2 separate regions of the Mus musculus genome follow, and region 1 is linked to region 2. The links are chromatin loops, found by intact Hi-C in ENCODE. Cell type or tissue: heart. All regions are shown on one strand. Links, peaks and the distances in the headings refer to the core of each region. The heading gives the core; the rest is flanking DNA.

What was found. Hi-C counts contacts between places; a loop is a spot of excess contacts. Peaks named below come from ENCODE experiments on the same cell type or tissue, not always from the same donor. Only the 100,000 strongest peaks of a DNase experiment are listed, where the experiment ranks them.
Region 1: a loop joins it to region 2, with 2.4 times the contacts of the local background. A loop is called at or near these places in 4 of 42 quality-filtered maps.

Annotation. Positions count from the first base shown.
Region 1 is chr2:35,454,362-35,470,032 of GRCm38, reverse strand. It overlaps Ggta1 (glycoprotein galactosyltransferase alpha 1, 3), which reads left to right and starts at 8,584. Exons shown (of 8, transcript NM_001145821.2): 1 at 8,584-8,838. In heart, for the core only: no CTCF peak of the experiment used is centred there; DNase peaks (open chromatin) are centred at 6,422 and 7,042; H3K4me3 peaks cover 1,699 bases; H3K27ac peaks cover 2,346 bases.
Region 2 is chr2:35,403,169-35,418,839 of GRCm38, reverse strand. Ggta1 (glycoprotein galactosyltransferase alpha 1, 3) reads left to right here. Exons shown (of 8, transcript NM_001145821.2): 5 at 4,556-4,621; 6 at 5,413-5,514; 7 at 10,758-10,895. Among named protein-coding and RNA genes, the nearest start is that of 4930402F06Rik, 14 kb to the right of the region's middle. In heart, for the core only: no CTCF peak of the experiment used is centred there; no DNase peak of the experiment used is centred there; H3K27ac peaks cover 851 bases.

The DNA of each region.
Region 1 (15,671 bases), core at 5,137-7,636, 51 kb before region 2:
CCTAAATCTGGGCCACACCTTCTGGTGGCAGCACACATAAAAGGAGGTGGGAGAAGGAAGCTTTTTGGTTTTGCCTGCTTGCTTTGGCTCTTGCTGGCAGGTTCATCTATGTGGACACTGATGCTGATGCACTCCTTCACTGGTGTTTGAACCTACTTCTTCAGGATTCCAATGTAGACTGAAGACCAACAGCTCTCTAGGAATCCCCTGGGACTTCTCCACTAGACTGAGACTTGTCAGACATCCAGTCTCATGGACTAAACAGCTGTTAGCCAATCCATTGAGAGACAGCCTCTGTTTGACTACACAGCCACTTCCTGTAGGTCACTCATAAGAGTGATTAAATCTCTACACTAAAATATCTATATTAGACTCACTAAATCTTGATATACTCAAATACACTCAGATGCATACACCCCTCCCCCCACAGATACACACACATACAGATGCACACACACATACAGACACTCAGACACACATATGCACATATTTATCCTGTTAATTCAGTTCTATTCCTCTGGGGAACCCTGACTAATATATTCTCCTCCATTTTCTGTATCTCATATGAGGAGAATTGCATCATCCTTTGATCTGCTGGTTTTGCGATGTTTGAGATGGGCAATCTGGAGTGGTTTTGAAATATCTATGTGTCCACACGTTCCTGGTTTAATTTGGTAAGTTCATAAGAGGCAATGCTTCATTTGTGTAAATAAGTTACTTATTCAGCACCTCATGATGCACACGGGGCAGATAGTATTTAGGGGTAGCACACAGGCATGTGGAAATTGAAGGACAACTTATCATAGCTTGCTCCTTCTGCTGTGTGGGTCCCAGACATTGAATCAGTCCTTGGGTTTGGCAGCAAGCACCTTTACCTGCTGAGCCATCCTGCTGGCCCAGGAGATGGCTGTTTATTGACACAAGTAAGATGCAGACTCACTGCCTCAGCATTGGTGCCCCAAATGGAGAAAACTGCTGGTTGAAAGATGGGGTCACTCAGGACAAAGCCCTGCAGGGGACTCTGCTGTGTGACATGGGATATCTTAGAGCATGTACAGCTTAAAACATTCATTCTCTCTCTCTTTTTCATTATTCCTTCACATCTTCTCTCTCTCTTCCTCCCTCCCTCCCTCCCTCCAAAGTTCCTCCCCAACCCCCTTTATTTCTTCAGTTTTTACCTCTTTCTGTTTCCTTCATCTTTTCCCCTTTCCTTCTGATGTCATTTCCCTATAATGACTGATGGTTAAGATGAGAGTATCCTGTTGATACAGAACCTCCATCATGCCATACTCCCTTCTTGGGAGTACCTTACTAATGGTTGTTAGTCCCTGGCCTTTTCTGTAAATGTCTCTGACAGGACTACTCAGATGTGTTGTGCCCCACTGTCTCCTACAGGGACCCAGGCCACCTCTGAGGTACCATGACTAAGTTTCCCTTTTCTAGTGTTCTGCTCATGCCCATTTCTTCCTAGATATGGGTCTCATATTTACCCTGCAGTTCTGTGGAGTTAACACTATCTCTTTTGCGTCTTTATTAAAACACCTCCCAACCCACATTGGACCTGTGAGTTTCCCTACCTGTCACTGGATAAGGAGCTGGGGAAAGGCCTAGGACAGATCCTAGCTCTGAAAACCCCACACTTTTGGCTTTGAAGAAGTCACTTCCCTACCTACATCTCACTTCTGCGTTTGTCTATGAGGGTAAGGCTGGCTGTCTTTGGGAATCCAGGGCTTTCTGGTTGCACAGGATTTCCTTCATCCAGTGTTTCTGTGGGAAAGGCTCACCTAACACTGACCTTGCACTCCTTATGGTTAATTCTGTTCCCCACCAAAGATGCTAGGAGGAAATTTCCCATGTCAGAATCTTCTGGATGGATATTTCAGATTCTCCCAAAGGCCACCTGACCTCAGCACTCAGATAAGGAGAATCTGACAAGAGGAAGGACCTTGTTCAGAGGTGGGAGAATGCAAACTGGGAGTGGCTGCTCCAGCACAGTCAGTAATGACCTTAACTTGGGTTTGCTGTTGGTTCATTACCCGGGGTGACCTGCATACTGACGTGTCCTCAGAAGCAGTGTTACAGAAAATCTGGTAACTAACAGTCAAGGCATTTACTCAGTCGCAGCTAGTTGTTTAACTTTTGAGAGCTTGATGGTTTCTCTCAAAGAATTAAAAACATATCTAAAGCAGACCCATGGTATTAGCTCACATTTTAAGGAAGCAAATTTAAATCTAAACAACGCATGAATTTTTTTCTGCCCTTGGCTCTATAAACTGAACAAGTCCACAACACAAACGCAAATAAAAACTTTAGCATCAAATTTTAAAAATTTCTTTTCTTTTTTTTTTAAAGATTTATTTATTTATTATATGTAAGTACACTGTAGCTGTCTTCAGACACCCCAGAAGAGGGAGTCAGATCTTGTTACACATGGTTGTGAGTCACCATATGGTTGTTGGGATTTGAACTCAGGACCTTCGGAAGAGCAGTCAGTGCTCTTACCTGCTGAGCCTTCTCACCAGCCCTTAAAAAATTTCAAATGGCATAAAATCAAGGAACAGATTAAACTTGTGACATTGTGCTTCACACTTACCATTTTTCTGTATTATATTTTAATTAATTAATTAATTTCTTTATTTTGGATTACAGGTTGTTTTATTAGACCTGGAAGACTTGCTGGAGATGGACTATTCAGCTTGAGTTTCTGAACACAGAAGCAGAAGTCTTTTAATTTTATATACCATTTATAACAGTTTCCAACAACAAAGTATGTTTGCAAAGTGTTCTGTTTCCTCATCTCTTCCACCCTCTCCCCATTTTTTTGGTGGTGCTGGTGTTGAATCCAGGGCCTGGTACAAGCAAGCTATGTGAGTTCTTGTTCACTGGCCTCTCTCTAGTCCCCTTTACTTTGTCTCTCTTTCTTATGTGTTCCGTGTGGAAGAAAAGGAAGGAGAGCAGGTACTAGTGTGTCAGGAACTAGTGTAGAGACTAGAGGGCAATGTTTTGGGAAAATGTTCTTTCTTACCTTGTTTTTAGGCAGGGATTTTCCTCTGTCTGTCTGTCTGTCTGTCTGTCTCCCCTCTCCTTTCAACTCTTCCGTGTGTGTGTTCAGGTGGTTGTGGGAGCCAGAAGGGGCCAGTTGATTCCCTAGGGCTGCCCAGTGTGGCTGTTGGGAACCACACCCACAAGTTTCTCATAACTCTTAAGTAATTTTTTCTTTTTAAAGATTTATTTTATTTATATCACTACACTGTAGCTTTCTTCAGACACACCAGAAGAGGGCATTGGATCTCATTATATATGGTCGTGAGGCACCATGTGGTTCCTGGGAATTGAACTCAGGACCTTTGAAAGAACAGTCAGTGCTCTTAACCACTGAGCCATCTCTCTAGCCCATACTATCCTTTTTTGGGGGTGGGGGGTGGGGCTCAAGACAGGGTTTCTCTGTATAGCCCTGGCTGTCCTGGAACTCACTCTGTAGACCAGGCTGGCCTCGAACTCAGAAATCACCTGCCTCTGCCTTCTGAGTGCTGGGATTAAAGGCGTGTGCCACCATGCCCCGCCAGCCCATACTCTTATGCAATTTTAACTGTGGAGCCATTTCTCCAGCCCAAGGCAGAGTCTTTCTTGTTACTACAGCTTTGATGTGCACTCTAGGACAGTAAGTCCGTGGACTTTGGGCCAGTTCTCCTGTCTCCCTCCCATATTATTGTGTGTGTGCTGGATTACAGGTGCTAGAATTGAACTCAGGTCCTCAGGCTTGAGTGACAAGCATTTTCTTTCACCTGCTGAGCATCTTCCTGACCTTCGTCTTTTGATTGTAATCACAATGGACTATCAATCGAGCTATATCATTGTAAGTCAGGGCACAGTGAAACCACTGAACTAGACCACTTCTGGGGAGAAAGGAAGGCTTATTGGAGATCAAACTGATCAAACTGTTTAAGCTAACTCTCAGGGACAGAGGACAGGGGGAGGGGAGAGAGAGAGAGAGAGAGGGAGAGAGAGAGAGAGAGAGAGAGAGAGAGAGAGAGAGAGAGAGAGAGAGAGAGAGACTCTAGGCCTGAAGAGGACTTTGAACCCTAAAAGCCCACCTGCAGTGACTCACTTCCTCCAACAAGGCCACTACTGTTCTAACATTCTAACCTATCAGAGTTCCAAATCCTGATGACTAAGCACTCAAATATAGGAGCCTGCAGGAGGGGTAGGAGGTATCTTATTCAAACCACAAGAGAAAATCTGTGAATCTCAGCAGCTACCCAGGTGAAGAAAATGAGGAAGACAGGACATTTGTCACTTGAAGGTAGAATGGTTGCATGCATGAGCCTGGACCATGCTCCCCACCATGATAATGATGGACTAACTCTCTGAAACTGTAAGCAAGCCCCCAATTAAATGCTTTCTTTTTTTAAGACTTGCCTTGGTCATGGTGCCTCTTCACAGCAACAGAATAGCTGTCACGGAGTTTTGTTTTCCTTTTTGTTTGTTTGTTTGTTTGAACTCTAATAAAGTTGTCTTTGAGTTTCCTTTTGAGTCCATTCTTAAATTATTTTTATTAATGAGACTAAGAGCCCAGGATTGGACTTCAATTTCCCTAGTAACACATGGCAACTCCTTTGGGACTCTTGTTTTTTGTAGAACTATCACTGTTTTCTCCAACAGTTGTTTATTTAGTGTCAGAGGCAGAAGCTCATGTGTGGAGTCAGAGAACAACTCCACAGAGTCAGTTCTCTCTGTCCACCAAGTGAGTTCTGGGAACTGAACTCAGGTCCTCAGGCATAGTAGCAAGCAAACCTAACTCACGGAGCCATCTGGCCAGCCCTTGTTTTCTTATTTTGAGCAGGGTCCCTAGCTACATCAACTGGGCTAGTTTTGATTTTGAAGCAATCTCCCACCTCTGCCTCTCGAATGCTGGGATTATAGATGTGTGGTGCTATGTCTGCTCCTCAATCCCCCACCCCAAGCAGGATGTAATGGAGCGCGCACCCTCCCCCCCAAACTCTAAGTATTTGGGAGGTGGAGGCAAGAGTTCAGGGTCAGCCATAGTTTTGTGACAAGTTCAAAGCCAACCCGAGCTAAGCAACATATTCCCAAACAAACTATAAAGCTTTGGTAGGTAGGACCTGGAGAGGGCAAACCATGATCAGAACCTTGAGTGAAAATATTATTTTAATAAAAACAAAACAACAGCAACAAAAGCTCCTCCTGTCTAGTTGACAGCGTGTTCTCAATTGTGGTAACTGAGAAGTGGAAATGAAAGCACTTGGCGCCTCGGCTTACTATTTGAACTGTGGTTACTAATGAGCTCCAGTGAGCACACTGGCAAGACAATGCTAGGATTGATCTCCAGCAAAGGGCTCATTGTATTGGCTGCCTGTCTTCTCATGGTTATGATAAAACACCAAGCCTGAAAGCAAGCTGTGGAGGAAAGGGTTTCTTTGGCTTACACTTCCACAGCACTGAAAGAAGTCAGGACAGGAACCCAAGCAGGGCTGGAACCTGGAGGCAGGAGCTGATGCAGAGGCCATGGAAGGGTGCTGCTTACTAGCTTGCTTCCCAAGGCCTGCTCACCCTGCTTTCTTATAGAACCCAGGACCGCCGCCATGGGGTGGCCCCACCCACAGTGGGCTGGGCCCTCCCCCATCAGTCACTAATTAAGAAAATGGCCTACAGCTGGATCTTAAGGAGGTATTCTCTTCATTGAGGTTTCCTCCTCTCAGATGACTTCAGTTTGTGTCAAACTGGCGAAACAAACTAGCCAGTACCACTGCATGGCTCCACATTCCTGAGCCGCTGTGTGGGGCCTACGACTCCATTCTGCTGCTGCTGTGTTCCACTGGGGTTTTCCAAGTTCTGCCGCTGTACTTGGTGAGTACGTAGGCTCTGTGCTTACCTCAGGAACCTTGTGTCCCCTTTCCTTTGGCATAGGACCCTCAACAATGTGTGCAATCTCCACGACATCAAGTTACAGCTTTAATAAGTTAATAAACTTTAATACGTTTCTTAGTCTGTGACAATGATGTTCAAGGGCTGGAGAGATAGCTCACTGTTAAAGCGCACCTGTTGCTCTTGTAGAATGGTGTTACAGCTCTGACCGGAATAGTGTTAGCTAGTGTTACAGCTCCTCCAGGGTGGGGAGAGTGTTTCCCCGCTGCAAGTGTTATAACTCTGCTCTGGCCCGGCACAAGAACCCAGGAAGGTGGTGGCTGCCTCGGCTTGTGGGGGAGAAGCAGCAGAGACAGTAGATGAAAACAGTGTTGTCACAGCTTTCCTTGGGGCGGAGCTTTCCATAGAGTTTGGGCTTTTTACTTTGATGGCTGGCCGCGGGTGGGGGTGGGGGGCTGAGAGGGGCGGGGAGGGAACGAGGAGGGGCAGCGAGCTGAGTCTGACCAACCATTAGGGAAGTGAGAGTGGTCTGTGGGCGGAACCTGAGTGTTGGCGTAAGGAGGTCCTCAGGGGAGGGGCCTAGCTACTCATGAGCCTTCTGGGGCTTACAAAGAGGACCTAGGTTCTGTTCCCACGCCCACAAGGTGACTCGAACCATCTTGAATTCCAGATCTTGGGTTTCCGAGTAGTTTCCTTTGAACTTGTGGGACACCCAAGCACACACGTTGTATATATACATACACATACTTGCATGCAAAACACTCATAAAACAAACAAAAACTTTAAAAATCTTATTTTTTTTAAAACTATAACCAATGGTGGATATTTTAACAAAAGCAAAATTATACCCTTTTATCTGGGGATGAAACAGATCCAATTGAGCCTGAGGGTGGAGCAAACCAGATGAGGGCAGATGTGCTTGTTGGGCATAGAGGTATAAACTCTGCCACGATTATTTTGGGTTCCTTTCTAAATAATTACAGAAGGTCGCAGTGGCTCTGTATAACCCGATCAGAGGACACCCAAGGCTCGAAGGCCACAAGCAAGCTATGCTCTAGATGCCTCTTGGCCAGTTTTCACCCCAGAGCTCAGGACTGGGAGACCTAGCCTAGTAAGCATCCATGGGCAGTCCTTAGCCTGTAGCCCGTGGCCTTTCTCCTTTCTTCCCAGAGAAACACCCAGTGTGGAAAGACCTTCCAGGCTCCCAGGTGTCTGGCTGTAAGCCAAGCCAGTGTCCATGAGACCTTTCCTCATTGCATAGGGTGTCGGTTCCCCACCCCATCACCCAGTAACACCCCCCCCCCCCCACACACACACCCGTAGTTCCTCCTCTGCAGCCCCTATCACCATGGGCAGGTCAGAAGACACAGGCGGCCGTGAGCGATTTCTTTTCTTTTTCTTTTTCTTTTCTTTTTTTTTTTTTTTTGCTGGTTTCAGGCTTTTTTCTGCCTGAGTGGAGATGAAACATCACTCCTCCCACAGATGGGAAAGAGGTGCAGGTTGGGGTAAAGTGAGGGACACCCGATGCATCACACGTGCATCACGCCGGACGTTGTGTTGGGGGTGGGGGTGGGAGTGGACTCTCTAGGCTCCCACTCCTCGGGTCGGCGCACGCCACTTGCCTGCGCCCTAGGCCGCCGAGCTCTGCAGGGGCCAGAGGCGCGCACCCCACCCGACACACCCGGACAGAGCAGCGGCCGGGTCTCCTACAGCGCAGGGCGCCGCCCGCCCGCCCGCCCGCCCGCGTGGTCCCGTCTCCAGCGCAGCAGACAACACACACCCGGCCTGCTTTTGCGGATCAGGTGGGTCCCGCCGGGCGTCTGACACTGAAGCCACGCGAGGGCTTCAGTGGGGAGGAGGTGTGGGCGAGCGGGAGCGCCGCTATTCCGGCCCAGCCCTACCTCGGTCCTTGCTTTTGTCCTGGTCACTCGATCATTTCCTCTGTATCCACTTCTGAACTCTAGGCTCTGTCCCACCCTGAACAGTGTCGCTGCATCTGTTTGCTTACTGGGGTCTCCCGCCACCTTCCCTCGCTATCCGAATAGCTGATATTCAGGGCAGCACAGGGCAGCACAGGGCAGGGCAGGGCAGGGCAGGGCGAGTAGGGCAGATCAGATCCTGGGACCACCGGTACTAACCAGTGAGTGTAGAAAGCAGGAGGTGTCTTTTCCTACTGTAGTTAGGACAGGGCGGGTTGGCTCTTCTTATGGACAAGATGGAAAAGGGGTGCAGGTAGGGGCAAAGTGAGAGACACTCGAATTTGAGAGACAGACAGACTCCTAACAGTGAAGGAAGGACCAAGCCAAAATCAAGCCTGGGCAAAGTCTCAGGCACTAACTTTGCTGTGTTGGGTGATGGGAGGTAATCTCGTCACAACTTTTCAAACCACCTCGTTCCCACTGCAAGGAGACACCATCAAGTGTTTGAAGATGGCAGGGGAACCTCTCAACAAAACACACACACAAACGTTTTATTATTTTATATTTATTTTGCATGCAAAGTACTGTGTTTCATTATGGCATTTTCATACATATGCGATTGCACAAACTCTTGAAAATCATCCAAGAAACAGCAAAGCGGGAAATAATGTTGTGGGGGGGGGGCGCGGAGGAGAGAGAACAGAGACTGGAGAGAGTGCTGTCCTCCTTGCTGCGGGGGCCAGGAAGAGGCTAGGAGGGCGGGGATGTCAACGCCACTAGCTCCTCCCTCAGGAAGGACCCCAGGGACTCTTATTTTTGTAGTTTTGCTTGTCTGGGCCACTATCGGCCCCAGAACAGATCTGACTGCCTCTTTCATTCGCCCGGAGGTAGATAGGTGTGTCTTAGGAGGCTGGAGATTCTGGGTGGAGCCCTAGCCCTGCCTTTTCTTAGCTGGCTGACACCTTCCCTTGTAGACTCTTCTTGGAATGAGAAGTACCGATTCTGCTGAAGACCTCGCGCTCTCAGGCTCTGGGTAGGCAAAGGCGAGGGGGCTCGCCATGGCTCGGGTTGTCCAGGGATTGGGGCATCAGGACTACGGGAGTCTCTGCCTTTTGATAGTGCTTCCTTACAGTTATTTTTGGGAGTAGTTGCTTCTTCCTGATGGGAGCCGCGTGCGGGTCCAAGCTATCTTTTGCAAGTAACAGGTGTCTGGTGACTAAATGCAGGGCTGAACACTTCACTTGGGATTACCTGGTTCCAGGGACTTTGAGTATTGGCGCAGGCCCCAAATGGCCTAGGAGGGGTACCTGGAGACCCTGGCTCCTGCTCCTGTGATCTTACTACATAGAACCGATTCTTTTATTTCTACTTTCTGTGTTAGGAACGCCCCAAGAGGATGTTTTGGGGAGGCCTCCTGTCCCCATTCCCTGTGATTAGGGTCAGTTTTCAGTGGAATGCCTGAGATCAGAAGGCGGGAGATCAATTGATTACTGTCAATGGCCCCCTGTGGCTAAACTTTACCGGAAGCTTTCTCAGTCACAGAGCAGGAAAGGCCGCCTTGCACTGGCCATACTGACTCTGAGCAGCCATTTGCCCGGTTTCTGACACTTCTGAGCCAGGGGCTGACCATGGGTTTTATTCCCTGTGCACTTCTGGGTCTTGGTGAAACTTTTAGTGTACATGGGTCTCTTAGGTTCCCCAGCCTAACAGGATAAGCTTGGCACTGTTGGCTGGATTTATAGAGAAGGAAATCAAAGTTGGGAGAAGCCAAGTCACTGGTTTATGGGTGCTCAGGGTTTGGATTGAATCTGAGGTTGGAATGCACTCCAGCCAGCCTCTAAGGCTTGTGTGCTTCCTGTTTGTTTGTTTGGAGTGTGTGGTTTTGTTTTGTTTTGTTTTGTTTTGTTTTGTTTTGAGACAGGGTTTCTCTGTGTAGCCCTGGCTGTCCTGGAACTCATTCTGCAGACCAGGCTGGCCTCGAACTCAGAAATTCCCCTGCCTCTGCCTCCCAAGTGCTGGGATTAAAGGCGTATGCCACCACAACCTGGTTGCTCACTTTCTATTCAGCATCTCCCACCATGGCAAGAAAACGACTAAGGAACAGATGGCATGACTCTGGGGGGAAGGGCTGGGGAGAGTGGAAGGGAAGAGGTAGTGGGTGGGGCTGAGCATTTCAACAGGTGCAGTTCAGGTATAAATATTATTTTTTGAAGTGAATATGCTTTCTGATAAATAATCAGGGGTCTTTACAAGTTATTTACTAATTTTTAATTACACTCTAATTTACGTACACTAAAATACATAAACCGTAAGCATTCTTGGTTTTAATGAGTTGGAAGGTTTTTAGAGGGACAGTCCTTGTGTTTGGTCTAGGCTGGTCATTTTCTGAGAAGTGGCTGAAGTCTTGTGTGACAAAACTTTTGCCAGGGGATACAGCACACCTGTCTACTCACCTGGATAGTGAGTCCAGGGCAGACCAAAATACGGATACCACCAAAATCCAACTTGGCGGACCCCAGAGCTTTATTAATGTTATTTATGGGAATATAGGTGAGGGGTTACTTACAGAAGTATACATGACTCATGGATAGCTGTATCATCAAAGGACAGGTGACAAGTCACAAAAGCTGGGAACCTGGAGCATAGCCTTCAGATAATTCAATAGTTGGAGAGTACCCTTTCCAGGTAACTGATCTAAACCTGGTCTAGGCAGTCCAGCTGGTTTCTGCTTCTTCCAGGCAGCTGGTCTGGTCTCAGAGTCTTCTTTGCAGCTCAGCTTCTATCAGTCTGAGAGTAACTCTCAGTTTTTATTGCTTGCTCTTGTAGGGAGGGGCCTAGTGAATCTGGTCAGTTTCAGGGACTTCCTGGATCTGTTTTTTGGTTTTTTGTTTTTTTTTGTTTTTTTTTTTTTTGGTTTTTCGAGACAGGGTTTCTCTGTGTAGCCCTGGCTGTCCTGGAACTCACTCTGTAGACCAGGCTGGCCTCGAACTCAGAAATCCACCTGTCTCTGCCTCCCAAGTGCTGGGATTAAAGGTGTGCGCCACCACTGCCTGGCAGATCTAATTTTTCTTATTGTATGTGTTCTTTCCTATAATGTATCTAATTTTAATCATATGTCCACCTAGGGAGATTCTCCCTAAAAGGCTACTGGGTGGCTTAGTTTTGCCTTATTGCCCACATATTCAAAAGGCAGTTCAAGCTGGATTGGCGGTTCTGTTCTTCCTGCACTTGAATGGGAATTGTCAAAAGCTGGGTGCAGGTGAAGGGCTGAAGACTGCATAGGAGAGTAGTAGTGTGTGTATGTGTGTGTAGTGTGTGCAGGTGAAGGAACTAGGTTGTCAACTGCACTGTGGGATGCTAAACTGTCTCCTGTGCTTGTCTGCCCCAGACCAGCTTTAGGCATAGAGATTCCTGGGCTCCAGAGTCTTCTGTGTTATCAACTAGGGAGTTTCAGACTTGGTTCTTGTAGTCAACAATCTAGGCAGTTTCGGGAATGTTCCTGGCTTTACATATGACAAGGGTCACTGGATTAATGATGGTGCCGGTAGCTGAGAGAGAAGACAGGAAGGAGGGCAGAGAAAGGAATGAATTGCCTTCATTGTTAAGTGTTGCAGAACAGTGCTGGGAGGGGGTGGCTGTTGGGAGAAGGACAGGATGGGATGGAGAGGTTCCATTGGGCAAATAGATTACCAAAATACACAAAGAGAGGAGGACAGAGCGGAAGGAGCAGTGAGTGAGTTGAATCCCAGAAGCGGAGCCAGCAGGAACAGTGGCATTTTATAAAAATGACAATTACATTCATTGTATGTGGATGTGGATGGGTGTGTGCGTGCCATGGTGCCTGTGTGGAGGTCAGTGGGCAGTCTGTAGAACTTTGACCTTTCTTCCCGCCATGTGGTTCCTGGGACTCGAGCTCAGATGTTCAGGCTTCATAACTAGTGCCTTAGCCTGCTGGGCTAACTGGCCAGCCCAAGGAACCTGGTTTTCAGATAGTTTCCTGGCTGGCTTAGAAGTTGATACATGGACCATACTGGCCTTAAACTCATAGATGTCCACCTGCCTCTGCCTCCTCAGTTCTGGGACTAAGGACATACAGCACCATGCCCACCCAGCCGAAGAAGTAGGTTTTTGAGACAGGCCTTTTCAGTATAGTCTATGTATCCCAGATTAGCTTCAGTCTCTCTCTGAATCCCCTTGCCCCCCATTTCCCAAGCACATACCCCCTCACCTGCCTAAGCAAGTATTTTTGTTATATTTATTTTTTAATATGTATTTTTGATTATATATATGTATCTACCTATATATATATCTGTATGTGATTATGTGCGCACAAGTACAGTGCCTTTAGAAACCAGAAGAGGGCGCTAGATCCCTGGAACTGGAATTACTGACAGTTGTGAGCTAATATGTGGTGCTGGGAACTGAACCTGTATCCTCTGGAAGAGCAGCCAGTGCTGCTGACCAATCTCTTCAGCTGCTTATTTTTTAATTAGCATACAAAACAAGTTTTTTGAGATATCTTTTTTCTTTTCTTTCATGATAAGATATTTTCTTTATTTACATTTCAAATACTATCCCAAAAGTTCCCTGTACCCTCCCCCCCGCCCTGCTCCCCTACCCACCCACTCCCACTTCTTGGCCCTGGCGTTCCCCTGTACTGGGGCATATAAAGTTTGCAAGACCAAGGGGCCTCTCTTCCCAACGATGGCTGACTAGGCCATCTTCTGCTACATATGCAGCTAGAGACACGAGCTCTGGGGGTACTGGTTAGTTCATATTGTTGTTCCACCTATAGGGTTGCAGACTCCCTCAGTTCCTTGGGTACTTTCTCTAGCTCCTCCATTGGTTGAGATATCTTTATACAAAGCTTTGCTCTCCCCTCCTCCTCTCTTCCCTCCTTCCCTTTTCCCCTCCTCCCCTCCTCCCACCCTGCCTCCTCCCTTTCTGTCCTCCTCCCCGCTCCCTCCTTCCCATGCTTTCACTTGGACCCTTCTGTCCCTGGTAGTCCCCCTCCGTTCCTTTAAACTCTTTCTCCTCTTATGTCCCCTTTCTAGTTTCATACCCTACGCCCACACTTACATAGCTAACACCTAAACGCATAACTACACACACATATATATCAGCTCATGAGAGAGAATGTGAGGTATTCATCTTTCTGAGCCAGGCAGGCTACCTCAATATACTAGTCTCCATTTTCATCCATTTTCCTGAGAATTTCATTTTTATTTGAGGCTTAATAAGATTCCCGTGCATATTAGTATACCCTGAACTTTGATGTCCACTCACCAGCCGATGGACACCTAGGCTGAATTTCATCTCTTTGCTTATGAACAGATCGGCTGTTGACATGGGCAGCCAAGGATCTCCGCCTATGACAGAGAGTCCAGGAATGGTAGACCTGGGGCTCGTGGCTGTTATTAGTTTTATGAGAAACCCTTGCACAGGTTTGCATAGTGGCTACACCAGTTCCTATTCCCACCAGCAGTGAATAAGGACCTCTCTTGCTCACATCCTTGCCTACAGACATCTGTTGTCATTTGTGTTTTTAGTGATAGCCAATGGCTAGGGTGGGAAGGACTCTGGAAGCCATTTTAATTTACATTTCTCTGATGGCTAAAGATGTTGAGCACATTAAAAACCAAAGCAAAGCAAAGCAAAGCATTGGTCTTTTGTGTTTCCGCTTCTGAGAACTGTTGGCTTAGTGGCCATGTATTACTTGGCAGGGCTTTTTTTGGCTTGTTTACTTTTATTCAATTCTTTATATAGTGTAGATAGTAACCTTTGTCTGAAGTACAGGGATTGCTGTACTATGACCACAGAAGGTCTTTTCATTATCAATTGTCTTCTTCAACTTACTTTTCAATGTCTTAAAGTTTTCACTCTAGAGGCTTATTCCTAGGCATATTGTACATTTATTTATTTATTTATTTATTCATTCATTCATTCATTCATTTGTTCATTTATTTATTTATCCTGAAGCTATTGAGAATGGAATATTTCTCCTAATACCTTTCTCAGTGAGTTAATTTTTTTTGGTATATGTAAAAAAGCTACTGGCTTTTATATGTTGATATTTCTATCTTGCAACTTTACTAAAAATGTTTATCAGATCTAAAAGTTTTCTGGTGGAGTCTGTAAGATTTGTTTGTTTGTTTGTTTGTTTGTTTGCTTTAAGACAAGTTTTCTCTGTGTAGCCCTGGCTGTCCTGGAACTCACTCTGTAGACCAGGCTGGCCTCAAACTCCAAGCGCTAGGCCTAAAGTTGAGCCCCAACCAGCAGGTGGATTTTAAGTGTAGGATCATGTTATTTGAGAGCGGGAACCATCGGGCTTCTTTGTTGTCTACTTTTATTCTGTTTGTATCTTCCTCTTGTCTGAGTGCTCTAGCTAAGACTTGGGGCACTACACTGAACATGAGGGGGAAAATAGCCACCTGTGGGCACCCTTGTGTCACCCCAGAGTTTAAAGGAGATGCTCAGTTCTCTCCTGTGTAATCTTGGCTACAGATTTGTTACATATTATCTTTATTATGTTGACATATATTCCGTTTGTTCCTAGTTTCAGACTTTTCATCATGAAGGCATATTGAACTCTGTCAAGTGTCTTTCTGTATCCATTAAGCCAATCATGCCTATTTTGCCCTATGTCTGTTTATGTGATATGTTCTATTTATGGTTTTGTATTTGTTGAACCAGACTTGCATCCCTGTGATGAAACCAATTGGTCACGATGTATGATCCCTTCACTATAAAAAAAAAAAAAAGAACTAAGACTAAAATAATTATTTGTGTGTTTGCCTGCCTGCCTGTATGTATGTATGTATGTATGTGCACTGTGTGTGTGTCTGGTGCCTCTGGAGCACAGGAGAGGATACTGGACCCTCTGGAACTTGAGGCACAGACAGTTGGTAGCTATCATGTAGGTGCTGGAAAGCAGATCTGGCTCCTCTGCAGGAGAATGCTCTTAATGGCTGGGCAATTTCTGCAGCTCCATTAATGTGTTCTTGAATTTTGTTGAGAATTCTTGCATCTCTGTTCATCAGGGAAATTGGACCTTCCTTCCTTCCTTCCTTCCTTCCTTCCTTCCTTCCTTCCTTCCTTCCTTCCTTCCTTCCTTCCTTCCTTTCTTTCCCTCTTTCTCTCTTTCTCTTGTGTTTTTATCTGGTTTTGGTATCAGTCACACTGGCTGTACAGAGTGATTTTTGTCAGTGTCTCTTCCTTTCCTACTTTGTGGGACAATTTGAGAGGTACAGTTCTTATGTCCTCCTTAAACATTTGGAACTTGGGGCTGAGAGACAGTGTTCTTCCAGAGGGCCAGAGTCCAGTGCCCAGCACTCAGTCACAACACCGCTCTGTAACACCAGTCTCAGGGGATCCTAGAGGATCTGACATCCTCTGCTGGACTCCACAGGAACCGCCTGCATGTGGTACACAGGCTTACATGCAAGCAAAGCCACTCATACATATCAAATAAATTAAATTATTATAACAAAAAACATTGTTGAAAAAAAAAGTTTGGGATTTAGCAGTGAATCCATAAGGTCCTGAGTTTTTCATTGTGAGGAGATTTCTAACTATTATTTCAATCTCAGTGTTTTAGGTATGTTTAAAATTTTTCAATCTTTGTGTGTGTATATGTATGTATGTATGTATGTATGTATGTATGTGTATATGTATGTATGTATGTTTTTGAGACAAGATTTCTCTGTGTAGCCCTGGATCTTCTGGAACTGGCTCTGTAGATCAGGTTGGGCTTGAACTCAGAGATCCGCCTGTGTCTGCCTCTTTGAGTGCTGGGATTAAAGGTGTGTACCACCATCACCTGGCTTGTTTCAGTTTTCTTAAACTAGAGATTTTAAAGACTTTTAC
Region 2 (15,671 bases), core at 5,253-7,752:
ATTTGATTTCAAGGTTTTTGAAAATCCAGTGCCATGTTTTAGAGCCAGAAGGAATCTTACAGGTTAGTATAACCATTGAGATAAAGAAGGTGGTGAAGGTGGCCGGAGTTACTGAGCATGTGTGGATACCCAGGCTGTGTCACTCCTGTTCTTAGAATGGTTCCGCAAAGTGGGAATGACTCTGTGTGTGTGTGTGTTGATGGCAACACCAAGTCTCAAGAATGCTCAATTAAAGTTTATGGTCATGTTTGGGGAGGACTTGAGCCCCTGTTGCCTGCCTGCCTGTGAGCCATTCTTTTACTTACAGCACGCCTGTCCTTGAGCTGGGCCATTTTATGCAGATGACAGAGTGGAGGCCAGCCTTGCTGGGGGCCAGCCTTGCAGGGGAACAGGGTGGGGTGGTCAGTAGTGGTTTATATCTTTGTTCTAAGTAGTATTAGATCTTGAGATCCTCCGCCTCAGGCTCCATGGAAGAGTGCTCCCGTCTTCTGAGTGCTCAAGGGCCACATGAAAGCCGAATAGAGCCCTTCACCATAGGGCATTACAGTATGGATTGGGTGAGCTCCGTGCATAAGGAGCCTGTGATTTAAGGTGAATGAAGGGAGTTGAGGTAGAGAGGAGACCGTGAGAGACTGTGAGACAAGGAGGCAGAGACTGCCTGCCCTGGAAAGAGATTCATAGACATTTGTAAAACACATTCTGTGGGCCAAGTGCCATGCCAGGATCAGATCAGGGAGGGCACAGAAGAGGTGACTTTTTGAGCTGTGCCTGGAGGATTAGTGCTGCTAAAGTGACAGTTGAGCCTGAATATCATTGGCAGATTCTAGGAGAAGATGGTAAAATTTAGAAGGAAGGCTGTTAAAGACATGATGGCAACCATTAACTACAAAATAGTGCCCCAATGTCAAGTAGTGTTCTTAATGTTGGCTTGTCTTCTCCTCTCTTCTCATAGTTGCCCTCTTTTCCTCATGGTCCCCCCTTTTCTAATTGTCTCCCCCTTTTTCCTCATTGCCTTCCTCTCCTTCTCATTGTCTCCTCCTCCTCCTCCTATGGTAAGATGTGGAGTTACTCCACAGGCTCAGATGTGGGGTTCTGCACCTCATTAGTAGAATGACTTTGAGAAGACTCATGGATTGCCCCTGCCCTCCAGAGTAAGGCTGGGGACAGAGTGGTGTGAGGATTCCCAAAGCCACTGTGTGTCAACTGCGTGGAACAGTGCATGGCTAGGCTCACCAAAGCACTACATTAATACATTGATTTAGGAGCTAGGTACATTAGGGCTTTGTCCTGGAGTATGGATCTTGGGGCAAAGCTGGAGGAGGTAACAGGGCAGGAAGGCAGATGTTTGCTCCCTGGGAGGAGGCTTGATCTCTGGTGTGGGGAGGAAGTGGGGAGAGGAGATAAGAGCCAAAGAGACCCTGGTAGAATCTGAAACAACTATTAACGATGGGATGAGCAAAGTCAGCCATAGGGTTTAGGCACAGTGCCTCTGCCCAGCACCAAATTACTCAGTATGGCACTAAGTCCTGTCTTTTTGAGACACTTCTCATTGGTCATTGCTATGCAGAGCAGGGAGGCCTCAAACTTGTAGCTTCTGCTGCTCAAGGCTGGAATTAGAGGCACCAAGCCACCACACACATTTTCCAGTAGCCTCTCTGGTCAGCACTGTCACCAGCCATGGCTGCCTTGACCACTGCCCACTTCCTAACTGTTCTCCACACCAACTCTTTATGCTCATTGCTGCTCTCTGGCCACACTAGCTTTCTACCAGTTCTTCCCAGGCAAATTCCCTAGCCAGGATGTATGTTGCTGTATGTTGCCTTCTCTGTTACATTGTATATTTTTCATGAGCCCCAGCACTCGGTGTGTAGGACTTGCCTAGCACGTGTAAGACTGATGAGAGCTAGTGCCCTAAAGTAGTTGTAGCTGGCCTAGCCTTCTGGTTAAAGCAACACCCATGGGGGCTGCTCAGAAGAAGGGATCTGAGCTGAATGTGGCGGCTATTTCCTGTGGGGAAGAATCCTCAGCCTGAGGTGGCTGGCCGTGGCGCTTCCACCTTCCCCGCCTTCCTCATTGCCCAGCTTCTGGGACTGTGGTGGAAGAGGACCTTCCTGTCATGTAACAAACAGCTGGGTGACTTTAAAAGAGAGAAAGAGGGAAAAAAATCCCCCAAATAAAAACAAGAATTGAGAGTGTTTGGGTGCCCACTTCTGTTCCTCAGTGATGCTTGTGGGAATCCCCTGAGAACCCAAACGCTTAAGGAAAACCACTGCAGTGAAGCCTTTCTGAGAATTAAAAGTATATGACGTTTCTATTTCTTATTTGTCCTTAGCCCAGAAGGCTCTTTCTTGTGGATATATCACACAAAGTAAGTGTTCTGAATTCTGTGTATCTATTGGATGTCTGGATCACTTGATTTTTTTTTTTTAGCCCCTAAAGTTGATTTCCTCTCTTCAAGCCAGCCAATGTAGTGCTCGGGCCACAGTAAAGGGAGGAGAGAGGCCAGGACAGGGAGGAGGATTGCTAGGGCCCTGGGGTCAGGGCTGCAACTCTGCTAGTCCCCAAACTGGTCTTTGTAGAATAGTGATGAGTTTTGCTCTCGGTTCTGCTCAGGGGACTCTCCTCAAATATTGTCATGGGGACCATTTTTGGTTGACGTAGGGAAAGAGCCCAGGGAACTGCATGCTGTAGTGTGTACCCTCAGTGCTGCTGTGAGGCACTGAGGGAGGACTTACGTTCAGTTCCAGTTTCTTATCTTCTGCATGGTGGCCAGGAAGTTCAGAAGAAATAATTTGTAACAGCTTTCACCACACGTAGCCTTCATTTGGGTGTAATTCATTCCCTGGTGTTACACCTGCCTTGTATCCTTACCTGCTGAGGGGTCTTGGCCACACACTCAAACCCACTGAGCCCTCACTTCAGCCGTAAAGAGGAGAATAGACGTGAAACTTGAATTTGAGATTGCCAAGGTCATGCGAAAATATACACTGGGTAACCAAATGAACCAGTGGCATTTTCTTGGTGTATGTGTGTGGTATGTGCACGTGTGTGAGTGGGTGTCTATGGTTATGCCTGCCTATGCATGTACCAGTGTGGGCCAGAGGGCAAGGTTTATTATTCTATTCTTCTGTACCTCAAGTTTGGAGACAAAGCTTCCTACTGAATTTGGGTATTAATTTTGGCTATACCAGCTGGCCAGCCAACCCAGGACTCCTGGTTTCCCCCCCTACCCCCCACTAAGTGCCAGGGTTCTACACTTGTACCGCTTGCTTTGGATTTTGTCAGAGTGCTGGAGATCTGACCTGGGGTCCTCATGCTTTTGAAGCAAGCACTTTATTCACTGAGCAATCTTCCTAGCCACTAATATTTCTTTTATTAAAATTGTGTGTGTGTCTTTGTGTGTGTGTGTGTGTGTGTGTGTGTGCGTGCGTGTGCGTGCGCAGATTGGAGGACAACTTGGTTCTTTCCTTCTACTCTTATGGGTCGAGGAATTGAACTTGGGTCATCAGACTTGGTAGCAAGTACCTTTGTACCCACTGAGATATCTTATCCGCCTTTCTCTATTGCCTATGACTTTTGTGTGTGTGTGTGTGTGTGTGTGTGTGTGTGTTTTCTTTCCCAATTATTATAAGCACGTCTTGAATTCACTAACTATCTCAGACATTTCCAGAGGCAATTGAGGCCTAGAGTGAATTTCTTAGCCAGGTGTGGTGGAGTGAGCCTCTTGTCTCTGCCATAGGCCACATGGGAGGGCGGCTGTGGTAGCCTGAGCTACAAGCCAGGACCCCACCTCCAAACAGGGTCCCTAATGTTGTATGCCTGTTCAGAGTCACCTTGTCACTGCATCCAACTTTCTCTCACTAGAGACACCTGAAAGTAGAGATTATTAACCATGATTATCAAAAGTCAGGGCCAAGATTGATATATAACTATTTTCTAACTTTTCTGTTGTCAATCTTCAGATTTCCTGAAGCTTTCATTGATTGGGCAATGGGATTTTTTTCTCAGATTAATCTCTATAATACATGCATGTATACAGACACACACAGACACACACGCATGCAGTCATTCTCGGGAAGGTGCTTTTTCTTATTTTAATATTACCCCTCGTTACAGCCGCTTTATGTTCACCAGGCTCTTGCATATCTGCTGTCTCATTGGTCATTACAGATCCCTTCGTGGAAGGATTATTATTGATTACCCTTTTCAGAGAAGAACGTGGCAGTTTAGACAGTGTGAGTGTATGCCAAAGTCACTCCACTAGCAGGAGGAGATCGTGACCACAGGCTCTCAGGTCTGCAGGGTCTCCACCATTCTGATTTCCCTGCCCCTTATCCTTCAGGGGTCCCAGGGATGAGCAGAGTGCTCAGGGCTGCCCAGAAGGGCGCAGCTGAGGCCCCTCAAGTCCACTCTCTGCCTTTAGCTCAGCTGCCTTTTGCGTGTCCATGTTTCATGAGCTGCATCTTGACGTTCACTTTTTCTAGTGCTACCCGACCCTTAAAGTTCAGGACCGCCTCGATTTCTAGATGTGTTTATATTCTTTTTCATTTCCTAGAATTCCAGAGGTTGGTGAGAACAGATGGCAGAAGGACTGGTGGTTCCCAAGCTGGTTTAAAAATGGGTAAGGGATCAGGATGGGTTCCTAAGTCCCTGAAACCCACAGAGGACCCATGGCCTCCTCCCTCCCTTCTTCTGGCTCACTGGACTCACTCATGGAGTCTCCTCATTGCTGTTGTTGTTTTTGTTGTTGTTAGCTTCTATTGTTATTGTGAGGGGTGGGGAGTGTGTTTGTGTGTATGACGTGTGTATGATTGCAGCTGTGTGTACACCATAGTACTCATCGGAGGTCAGAAGGCAGCTTTCAGGAGGCAATTCTGCCTTTCCAGTACGGGTTCCAGTGTGTGATCACCAGACTCAGATGCTCAGGCTTTCAGGACAAGCAGTTTTACAGGATGAGCCATCTCACCAGTTCAGAGGAGGCTAACTTACAAGTGGAATTCTGAGTGTCTCCCCGCTTCCCTCCCCCTCCTCCCACTCCCTCCTCCCCCCCTTCCTGTCTGCCTTCCTCCTTCCTCTGCCCTTTCTTCTCCAGTTAAGGGTGAAGTTCAGGCTGAAGTGGAAATTTCAGAATAGACACAGAACAGAAATGTCCCTTGGAGTACTGTTCTGAAACATCTCACCGACTTCTGAAATAACTGAGGGTTACAGGGTCACTGGAACCTCAGCCCCTGACCCACATGGTGGCCAGAGAGGCAAATGCTGTACCTTTTATCAGAAGTGTGTAGGGATCAAGGGGTCAGTGCCCTGAGTCCTCCAGTCCACCCAGTGGTGTGAGTGATGCCTTCTTTCCCTTGAGACACGAGTCATGGAAGCCACCTGTCCTTACCAACTTTGTCCTACCTTTGTCCACAGGACCCACAGTTATCAAGAAGACAACGTAGAAGGACGGAGAGAAAAGGGTAGAAATGGAGATCGCATTGAAGAGCCTCAGCTATGGGACTGGTTCAATCCAAAGTAAGGACAGACAGGAGATTGGGGTGGGGGGTGCTGAGTGGGGTTCTGAGGAGATGCTGAGGGGAGTGCTGAGGGGGTGCTGGCAGGAGGGGGTGCTGGCAGGAGAGGGTGCTGGCAGGAGGGGGTGCTGGCAGGAGGGGATGCTGGCAGGAGGGGGTGCTGGCAGGAGGGGATGCTGGCAGGAGGGGGTGCTGGCAGGAGGGGATGCTGGCAGGAGTGGGTAGACCTTCCTCAATGGGCTTTGGCTAAGAAACTAAGATCTGGGTGCTTTGAACCAGACTGAACACTGTGGTAATTGCAGCAGGAAATGGCCAGTGGTAGGTTAAACATAAACACTGGGTGTTAAGGACTTTACAGGCCACATAGGATGCTGCTGAGAAAATGACAAGGTCTAGGGTGAGCCAAGAAAACTCTCTCTAGATTCAGCTAAAACATATCCATGAGGTAGAAATTATGAGCTAGGAGATCCCAGAGCCAGGAATCCACTCCGTACACAAGCAGAGAACGCGTGTCTATCAGAAACTAGGAAATGGTAGCTGGTGTTTTCCAAACTGCTGCTCGCTACCCACTCACGTTCTCAGAAAGCAGCCGAAGTATCAAGCCTAAACAGACTTTAAAAACAAGCAAGGAATGGTAGCGTTGGTGCAGCGGGCAAAGCACTTGCCGTGCTAGTGTGCAAACTGGAGGTCAGACCCCTGGAAGCTGTGTGAAGCCAGATGCAGTGGCCTGCGTGTGTGAGCCCAAGCATAAAGGTGGAAATACAGACAAGAGAATCCCTGGAAGGTCTTAGGTCAGTCAGGCTGCTTTAGGAAGTGGGAACCCCCAAGAAACCCTGCCTCAAACATGGTGGGAAGTGAGAACTGTCACCTGTGGTTGTCCTCTGACCTCCACATGTGGGCTGTGGAATCTGCATGCCCACACACTACATACACGTCACACACACACCTACACATAGCATTGAAGTATAAGAGATGATCAAAGTGCATACCCTAAGGATGAGTGTTTGTAAGTAGAGTTTTGTTTCTGTGCATATGTGTATTATTTGCATATAATATAAACTATTTCTTCACTTGATCACAACCAAACTTGTAGTTCTTTCAAATTAAAGCTTTAAAAGATACTGTGTTAGGCACTGTGTTGGGGACACTATGATACGTTTAAGAAGTTCCTCATCTCAGAACTGGGGTTTCTTAGCTCAGTAGCGGAGTATGTAGTTAGCATGCATGCGACCCTGGGTTGATCCCAAGGACTAATATCGAAAGAAGACAGGAAAGAAGGGAGGAGACGGGATGGGCAGGAAGTGGGGAGTGGGTAGAGGGGTGGGGTGTGTGTACGTCATAGTCCTAGAGGGCAGTAGATGTTAAGGTCATGTGATCAGCTGACGGGAAAGGTGTGATCAGAGCTGCCCAGGGCGACTGTCAGCCCTGGGAGACTTGTGATTGATGGTTCTTCTAGGAAATGGACATTAGGAACTGCCACAGGCTTAGGACCTGAGAGGTGGCACTGTGTCGTGTATGTGTTAAGGAGTTTCTGGGTGGAAAGCCTCAGCTGCTCATGAGCTTGGCTGAAGATGAGCTGAAGACAGAAGGTGAGGTGTCATCAGGCTACAGGTAGCAGGGAGATCTGTAGTCACAGATGAGGTCATTGGGGCAGAGGAGTAGGACCGGGTGTGTTCTGTCTCAGCCCTGGAGGAGCAGGCAGAGAAAGAGACCTCTCAAGGGGTGAGGCACAGCTGTAGAGGAAGGAGAGAACAGTGCCTCGTTCTTTTTGACGGAGCTCAGGCTCTGGAGAAACTGGAGATGTTCTGGCAAGTCCACTGAGTTCTCAGGAGATTCATGCCAGTGTGCAAGACTGAGAATTCCATCCTGCCCGTATCTTACCATAGGCTGGGCATGGAGTAGCTGCCTGGGACACTATGAGTGTAAAATGTTGGGAGCACTGCAGCTTTGCTAAGCCTCTTAGATGGGGATGAGGTCCGGGGCCTAGACAGCTAGAGATGGCAGCTATGGGGATGATGTCTAAGAGCTAAACAGCTAGAGATGGTGCCTATGGAGGTAAGACACCCCCGCCCCCCCACAAACCCAGGGCTAGACAGCTAGAGATGGCTGCTGTAGATATCTCAGCTCCGCCCCAACCTCTTCTTTCTCATTTCCCATCTTCTTAAATACCTCAGTCCTAGCCTGGGAGAAGTTTTCCGTTGTCCACCAACAGTAAAATTCTATTATCAATTCTCCCTCTCAGATTCTTTCCACAGCCTCTCTCCCTTCCATAGCCACCTCCGCTGTTTGTGCTGACATTACCTCTCTATTGGGATTGTACAGCTTGTGTGATGTGTGTTCCACATCTTTCCTCAGTCTACTGTGTGCTTCATAAGAATTTTAAACATCGATTCATTTATTTGTGTGTGGCAAGGCCCGCATGTATAAGTCAGAGGACAACCTGTGGGAGTTGGTTCTCTCCTTCCACTGTGTGTGTTCCTGGGATCAAACTCTGGCTGTCAGCTCCCACGAAAGTGCCTTTGCCTGCCGAGCCACCTGTCCAGCCTAATACACAGAATTGTAATACTTCCTCTAGCTAACCCGTGGATACCACTAATGTACCTGTGCATGAAGACATACAGTTGGGCATGAACTCCTAGTAACCTAGAGACCCGGATGCTCTATTGCAGGAGGTGGTCATTTTCCTGAAGTTTTTGCCCCCTATGGTGGACCTGGCCATACAGAGGTCACACAGTTTGAGTGCCCAGTGCAGAAGGAAGGGCATTTGAGTGTCACATAGCACCGTTTCCTCCCGCTCTTTAGAACCTTATCATGGCGGTCTTGGCTCAGGCAGTTGATAGTATCACAGTGGCTTCTTTGAGGGGATGTGCTTGTGGGTTTTGATGACTGAGCTTGCTTCAGGCACAGTTTCCCCCTAGAAACTGGAGTCCCCTCATCCTGCCTCCCACCTGCTCCCACCTGCACTTCCAGGCTGTTGTCTGGCTTCTCCGTCACGCGCCACTGACATGCTGAAATTGCCAGTGGAACTGAACAATTAATGACCGGGAAATAGAATGTTTCAATTTTTAATTTTGCTTTAATTTTTAATAGCGCTGTTTTGTCTTCCTGCTCAAAGGAGGTTCTCACTTTCAAATAGCCAAGGTGGACACTGGGTTTCCACTCAGTTTCAAGCCAGTAGGGCCCGAGAGGCCACAGAGCTGAGGAGTGGCATGGCAGGGTTGAGCACCCACTATACTGAAGGTTCTCAGGGGAAGAACTGGGTGCCATTTTGTAACTTTAACTTTTTCAAATCCTATTTTTAATGATAGTTCTTAAACGCTTTAACCTTCCTTGTAACCCACCACCCACCAGAGGTAATGGAAAAGAAAGGATATGGGGGAAGTAGACCTATATTACAAAGGTTCTTTGGAACAACTCCTGTCTGTGTTGTTTGGAAATCAGCAGTTCAGTTCACAGGTTAGCAGGCAGCGAGTGCCAGCTCCATCCACTCGCAAACACCTCACATATACACCAGCAGTCCAGTTTGGTGGTCGGGTTAGCAACAGTGGTTACATGACCTAGCAGAGAGAGCCAGGCTCAGCCTCAGCTCGGGTCAGCAGGAGGGACTAATAAGAACACCAAGAGAAAGTCTCTGCTCTGCCTCTCTCAGGGAAGTGAAGATCAGGAAAGATAAGAGTCACAAGTGTTGCACAGGTAACTGTACCAGCAAGCCAAGTTCTGTCTCCGTCACTCCATGGAGTCCTATTTATACCCTCCAAACATCACGTGTCCTCCATATACTTTGCCTCAGCACTTGCATCTAATCAGCTAAGTCCTTGAAAGCAGCAGCAAACTACAGCACACCACCAGAATTTCTTTTGGTGCATTTCTCTCTATGGCATCCCGACAAATGCACCTCAACTATGCAGTGTATAGCGGACCAATACAAAGAATTTTTCATCATGAGTCCTTTCACATTCTTACTTTAGTAGAACATCCTCTCTCCTCTGTCTGCTTCAGTGAAACGTTCCTTCAAAAGTCTGCCTTAGTCTTTCACCTGTGTGCACCTTGACGAAGTGTTCCTTTACATGTTTGCCCCAGCAAAACACCATCTAACTGACTTTCCAAAGAACCCTTAGGTTTCCACTCCACCATTTCTCAGTGCTTAAACTTCAGTTTGGCTCTTTGTGAAAATTAAGAGGCCAGTGGCTCAGCCCCCTTCCCCTTCCGGAGCCTCTCTTGCCTTGACAGTGAGTGCTGGCAATGGCTGGTGTGGGGCTAAGTGCAGGAGGGAAAGGCCTGTTCTTAGCTCCTGGTATACACGACACATTAAATACAGGCCTAGTCTTTTCATTAACCACAGTATAACATCATCTGCTCATATAGAACAATGAGCAACACTGTAGTTCACGCACAGCAACAACAAGACAGACTGAGGAGGTTGGCTGGGTTAGAGCTACTGAGACTTCCTTCCTTCCTTGACAGCAAAGTCAACAGCCCAGCAGATGAGGCTCTGACATAGGAGGGAGATAACATTCACAAACGCTGCTTTTGAGAAAGAGAATCTGCATATGATTATTTATTTTCTCCTTTTTGTTTTGAAATACCATCACTCAATAAAGCCAGCCTGGGAAGGGAGTAAATGTTCTACCAGGGTAAAGCTCTGCAGGTGAACACCCCTCAGAGCTGCCTCCTGTGAGCTCCTAATACCAGTGCCACACTGGCCTATCACAGTTCAGTGCTGACGAAATGCTGCAGTAGCTACTGAGTGGACAAAGGCAAATCTGGGGTTTAGCCAGACTTTATCAGCTGAGCACGTGTCCATCTAAGGAGCAATGAAAACTGGGGCTCAAAGCACTAGACTCCACAGAAAGACTCTGGGTTCAAGTCACAGCTTTCCTCCTTAGTAGCTGTGTGACTTTAGGCAGATAAGGGCCAGACTGTCCATACTGCAGACAACAGCACTGGGAACCAGTGAGGTTTAGCTTTAAATAACAGGAAAATGCCACAAGGCCAAGCAAGCTTGCACAACTTGTATTTCACCCATCCAGGACCTACTATCTTTGTACTTCACTCTATTCCAAGAGTTGGAGGTACCCTATGCATTTGTGCCTGGCCCTTGCCAAGACTCCACCCCTTCTGTAATTCCTGTCTTTCATGCAGGCAAGATTCAGTGACAGTCACTGGCCTCCCTTCCTTGGCCAGTCTCTCACCACACCTCAGTGTAATGCTTCTGACTCGGTGTTGCATGCTTCTTCTCACCAGGAACCGCCCGGATGTTTTGACAGTGACCCCGTGGAAGGCGCCGATTGTGTGGGAAGGCACTTATGACACAGCTCTGCTGGAAAAGTACTACGCCACACAGAAACTCACTGTGGGGCTGACAGTGTTTGCTGTGGGAAAGTAAGCACCACTGACAAACTCACCCTTGATGATTTGTTCTTGTTCTAGCATCAAAGGATTTGTGTGGGGCTCCAGGGCCCCACAAAGGCTGGAATTTGACAGTAGACTTCCCCCTTCTTTCTTATAATGGCTGAGAAAAAACAATGATAGTAGGTGATGAGGTATTTCTCTGCCAGTGAATGAGCCAATCCAAGCCAGAGTAGATTGTATTAAATACAGGTTTATTGGGAAGCTGCTCTCAGGTGAGGTCACTGACCCCAAGGACTGAGGCCAGAGATGTCACCGTGGGGAGTATGGTGGGGAAGGGCAGAGAGGTGGGAGGGGAGGGAGGGAGAGGCAAAGAAAGAGAGAGAGAAAGGGCAGAAGGAAGGGAGGGAGGACTGGGGGAAAGAGAGCGCAAATGTGTGCATGTTAAGATTCTGTCTGGACTCCACGCCCACAGTTACCTGGCAACGGCCAGGTATGCTCCTACTCATAGTTACCTGGGAACAGCCAGGTAGGCCTGGCCCACAATAAAACGGGCTGCTTGCCCCTTCTCTCTCTCTCTTACTCTTGCCTCTTGCTCCCCCTCTCTCCCCATTCCCTTCCCTCCTCTATCACCATGGTCATGGCCGGCCTCTACTTCTTTACTCTCTCCTTCTCTCTGCCTTTCTCTGCCTCTAGTACTCTTTAACTCCCCTCCTCAGGCCCTGAATAAATGCTATTTTATACTATACCGCCATGTGGCTGGTCCCTCAGGGGGAAAGGACACCTTGGCATGGGTCCATTAAGGCACCCCCCTCCCCCCATACCTCACCACACCCCATAGAACATATTCTTATATTTCTTTATCTTTTTATAATCACAAGCAAAGTGTCTGGATTACAAAGGCAAGAACCTCTGGGGGGAAGGCTGGAAAGTTCAGGCATGGGGGTAAGGTATGTCAGGTAGGGACTGAGGGATGCTGGGAAAACCTGGAGGCCAGGTCTGCTTTGCTATGTAAAATAGGCACCTTGGTCCCTTGTTCCTGGGTTCCAAACCAAACAGGAGGTAAGTCCACCAATTCCCACCACACAAGGGAGGGAGACTCTCTTCAATGCCACTGGTACCCAGAACCAAGACCATTCCTGCCTTCAGAACCTTTCTAGAAAGGCCCCAAAAGCCAGCTGTTGACTGGCTGGGATGTAAGTGCTCCTCCTTTCTTATAAAGCCCAGGGCCACGGACAGGGTGTGGATGTTTGGGTGTGTCAGAAGACAATTTAGGGGTGTTGGCTCTCTCCTTCCACTATATGGGTTCTGGGGATCCACCTCAATGCTCAGGTCTGGCACCCATACCTACTGAAAAGTCTTTCTGGCTTGTTTCTTTTTCTGTCCCCAGGCCCTTGGTGTTGGTACTTCTTCTGATTTAAACACACACACACACACACACACACACACACACACACACACACACACATCAACAGGAAGTTGGCTCGCCTGCCATAGACAAGAGGAGTAGAAGGAGCAGGTTGACCTTCCATTGAGCTTTCACAGGACAGGACCTAACAGAAGATGCTGGGGTGATATCCCCGGATCCCCTCCCAGGGGCCAGCAGTCCTCCTTGGCTTTGGGAAGTCCTGACATTGCTCAGTGTGCTCATTCCCTGAGCCTAATGCCATCAAGTGAAAAGCAGTGTCTATTGACATTTCACTAGAGGCATTTGTATTGTTTAGGGATTGGAGTCAGGGCTCAACTCAGCAAAGCCTCTGGGCACTGAAGCCACAAGACAGCCACATTGCACATTGATTTGATCCTAGTGTTTCCCTAAAAGAACAGAAAGTTACCCACTGTCCCACAATGCTATCAATCATCCAATCACAACTCTGCAGAAAAACAGAAGCCAGAACACCACAAGAGCCCTGTGATCCCTCCCACCTCCTGGGGGAAAGCTGTGCTCCCAGATAGACAAGTCTGCCACAGTGAATGCCAGAGAAAGTGCATCTGGACCTTAGGGATTGGTAGTTGCCTGTCTTCAGGCTCCATGCCTGGAGCCACCTGTAGCACTTTAGCCTCTTAAGCTGACTGTTAGACACTGCGGTGACACTGCCCTCCCTGCCCTGCTCCTACGGATTCTTTCCCAAGCTTCAGGGCACACTGGGTTTCCTTAGAGGTCCAAGTACAGAGGTGTGTCCTGACCTCTATCCTTGTGGTCCTGTCAGAGGCTCTCCTGGACCATTCAGACCTATTTGCCCATCTAAAGAGTCACACCTACAAGCCTTTGAGCTCCCTGATGCCAAAAATAAAAAGTGCAATTTGTTTCAACTCCACTGGAAAAACCCAAGCATTGAGAAAAACAAAACAGCAACAAAAGAAACAAAACCAAAGCCACCTTCATTACATTCAGAACATTGTGATTGGCTACTTGTGTGCTCAGCAAACTGACTGTGGTCCATGTCTGTGTAGGGTTTGCACAAGGACCCTCTGACGTCACCCTCATCCTGCAGTCTCCTTGGTATTTCTTTTTTTTTTTTTAAAGATTTATTATTTATTATATGTAAGTACACTGTAGCTGTCTTCAGACACTCCAGAAGAGGGCGTCAGATCTCGTTACGGATGGTTGTGAGCCACCATGTGGTTGCTGGGATTTGAACTCTGGACCTTCAGAAGAGCAGTCGGGTGCTCTTACCTGCTGAGCCATCTCACCAGCCCCTCCTTGGTATTTCTTGGGAAGACAGTCTATAGCTTGAGCTTGTAAAATGATCAATATGGTGTCATTAGATTGAGCAAATATTCAAATTGACAAGAGATATTTATAAAAATGAGAAAAATAATACTGATACTATAAAATGTTGGAAAATATGTGAAGTAATAGGAACCATTTTTATTGCTAGTTGGGAATACAAAATGGTGCAGCCACTGCAGAAGAAATTGTGGAAGTTGCTTACACAACAAAACATGCTCTGATCATAATATAATCTTCTGGTCAGATTCCTTGGTGTTCCCCCACATGAGTTGAGACGTGTCTTCACAACAACCTATGTAGATATTTTTAGAAATGTTCTTTGTAACTGCTAAAACTTGGGAGCAAACAAGTCAAATGGAAAGATGAACGGATCAATTCAGACAATAGGATAATATTTCCTGCTGAAAAGTGAGCTGTCGAGCCACAGAGAAGAAGGAGGAGGAAGTTTTTGTCAATTGTTACTTAGTGCAGAACACAAGCTGGAAAGGTTCCAGTGCTGACCAGTTTTGTGTCAGCTTGACACAGGCTAGAGTCATCTGAAAGGAAGGAGCCTCCATGGAGAAACTGCCTCCATCAAATGCAGCCTCAGGCAAGCCTGTAGGACACATTCTTAGTGACTGATGGGGGAGGGACCATCCCACTGTCTGTGGTCCCATTCCAGGGCTGGTGGGCCTGGGTTCTATTAGAAAGCAGGCTGAGTAAGCCATGATGAGCAAGCCAGTAAGCAGAGCCCATCTATGGCCTCTGCATCAGCTCCTGCCTCCAGCCCTGCTTGAGTTCCTGTCCTGACTTTCTTCTAGGATGAAAAGTGATGTGGAAGTGGAAACCAAGTACCTCTTTCCTTCCCAACTTGCTTCTGGTCTTGTGTTCTGTCAGAGCAATCTGTCCCCAAATAGGACAGATCTCTACTGTCCACTTTCTGATTCTGATTCTGGAAGAGCCAAGCTATGGTGTCAGGGAAAAGAATGGTGCCTGAAAGCAGCTGGGGTGAGAGAAAGGCAGAAAAAGAGGAGCCTGGGAGAGTGAGTTCTAATGCAGTCAGACTCTTGTGATATAGCACTGGTGGGTTTTGCTGATGCCATGCTTTTGCACACTTCCCAACATGAACCATAGTATAACATAGAATAACCTTATGTTAATGTGAGTGCCAACTGTCACACACATGCCACCAGGAGCACTGGTGGCCCTAGTAGGGAAGTCTATTCACATACCAGGTAGGTACATGGGTACATTCAACACTTTCAGCTCAGTTTTGTTCAGAATTCAAAATTATTCTAAAGCATGCTAATTTTTTTTTTACATTATATCTGTTTTTTATTTTATGTGCAATGGTGTCCTGCCTGCCTGAGGACGTTGGTTCTCTGGAACTGGAGCTACAGACAGTTGTGAGCTGTCATGTGGGTGCATGAAATAGGATTCTGGGAATTGAACCCAGGTCCTCTGGAAGAGCAACTATTACTCTTAATGCTGAGCCATCTCTCCAACCCCAAAGAATGCTATTTTTAAAAAGATAAAATTGTTAAAATATAAGCAAACTATAGTGTGGTCTGTAGCTCAGGTGGTTGGCTGCATAGTGGGTATGACACTCTAGGTTTGATCCCAGGCACCTTAAAAATAGCAGATGTCCTGCTGGTAATCCTAGCAAGACTATGAGAAGTTCAAGGTCATCCGAGACCGCATAGTAAGTTTGAGGATAGCCTGGTATACATGACCCACTGTCTCCCCCCCCCCCCAATAAATAAATAAATAAATAAATAAATAAATAAATAAATAAATAAATAAGATGCAATCTGAGATTGTTCTAGTATATGAATGGAATCATAACATGGTTTTTGTCTAGATGGTCCACTGGTGTTTGGGGTAGCCCGTGAGAGGTTTGTAGAATGGACATGAGTAAGGAATTAGATGTCCATCCTATGAACATGCATCCTCTGTGTCACAGAGGAGGCTGACAGTGCTAGTGTTTGGGGTTAACCTAACCGAGAAGGTAAGGTTGAGTTTTGAATGCTCAGAGGATTCTGGGAAGAATTTTCTTTGTGTTTGGCTTAGCAGATACACTGGCCTCTTCTGGATAT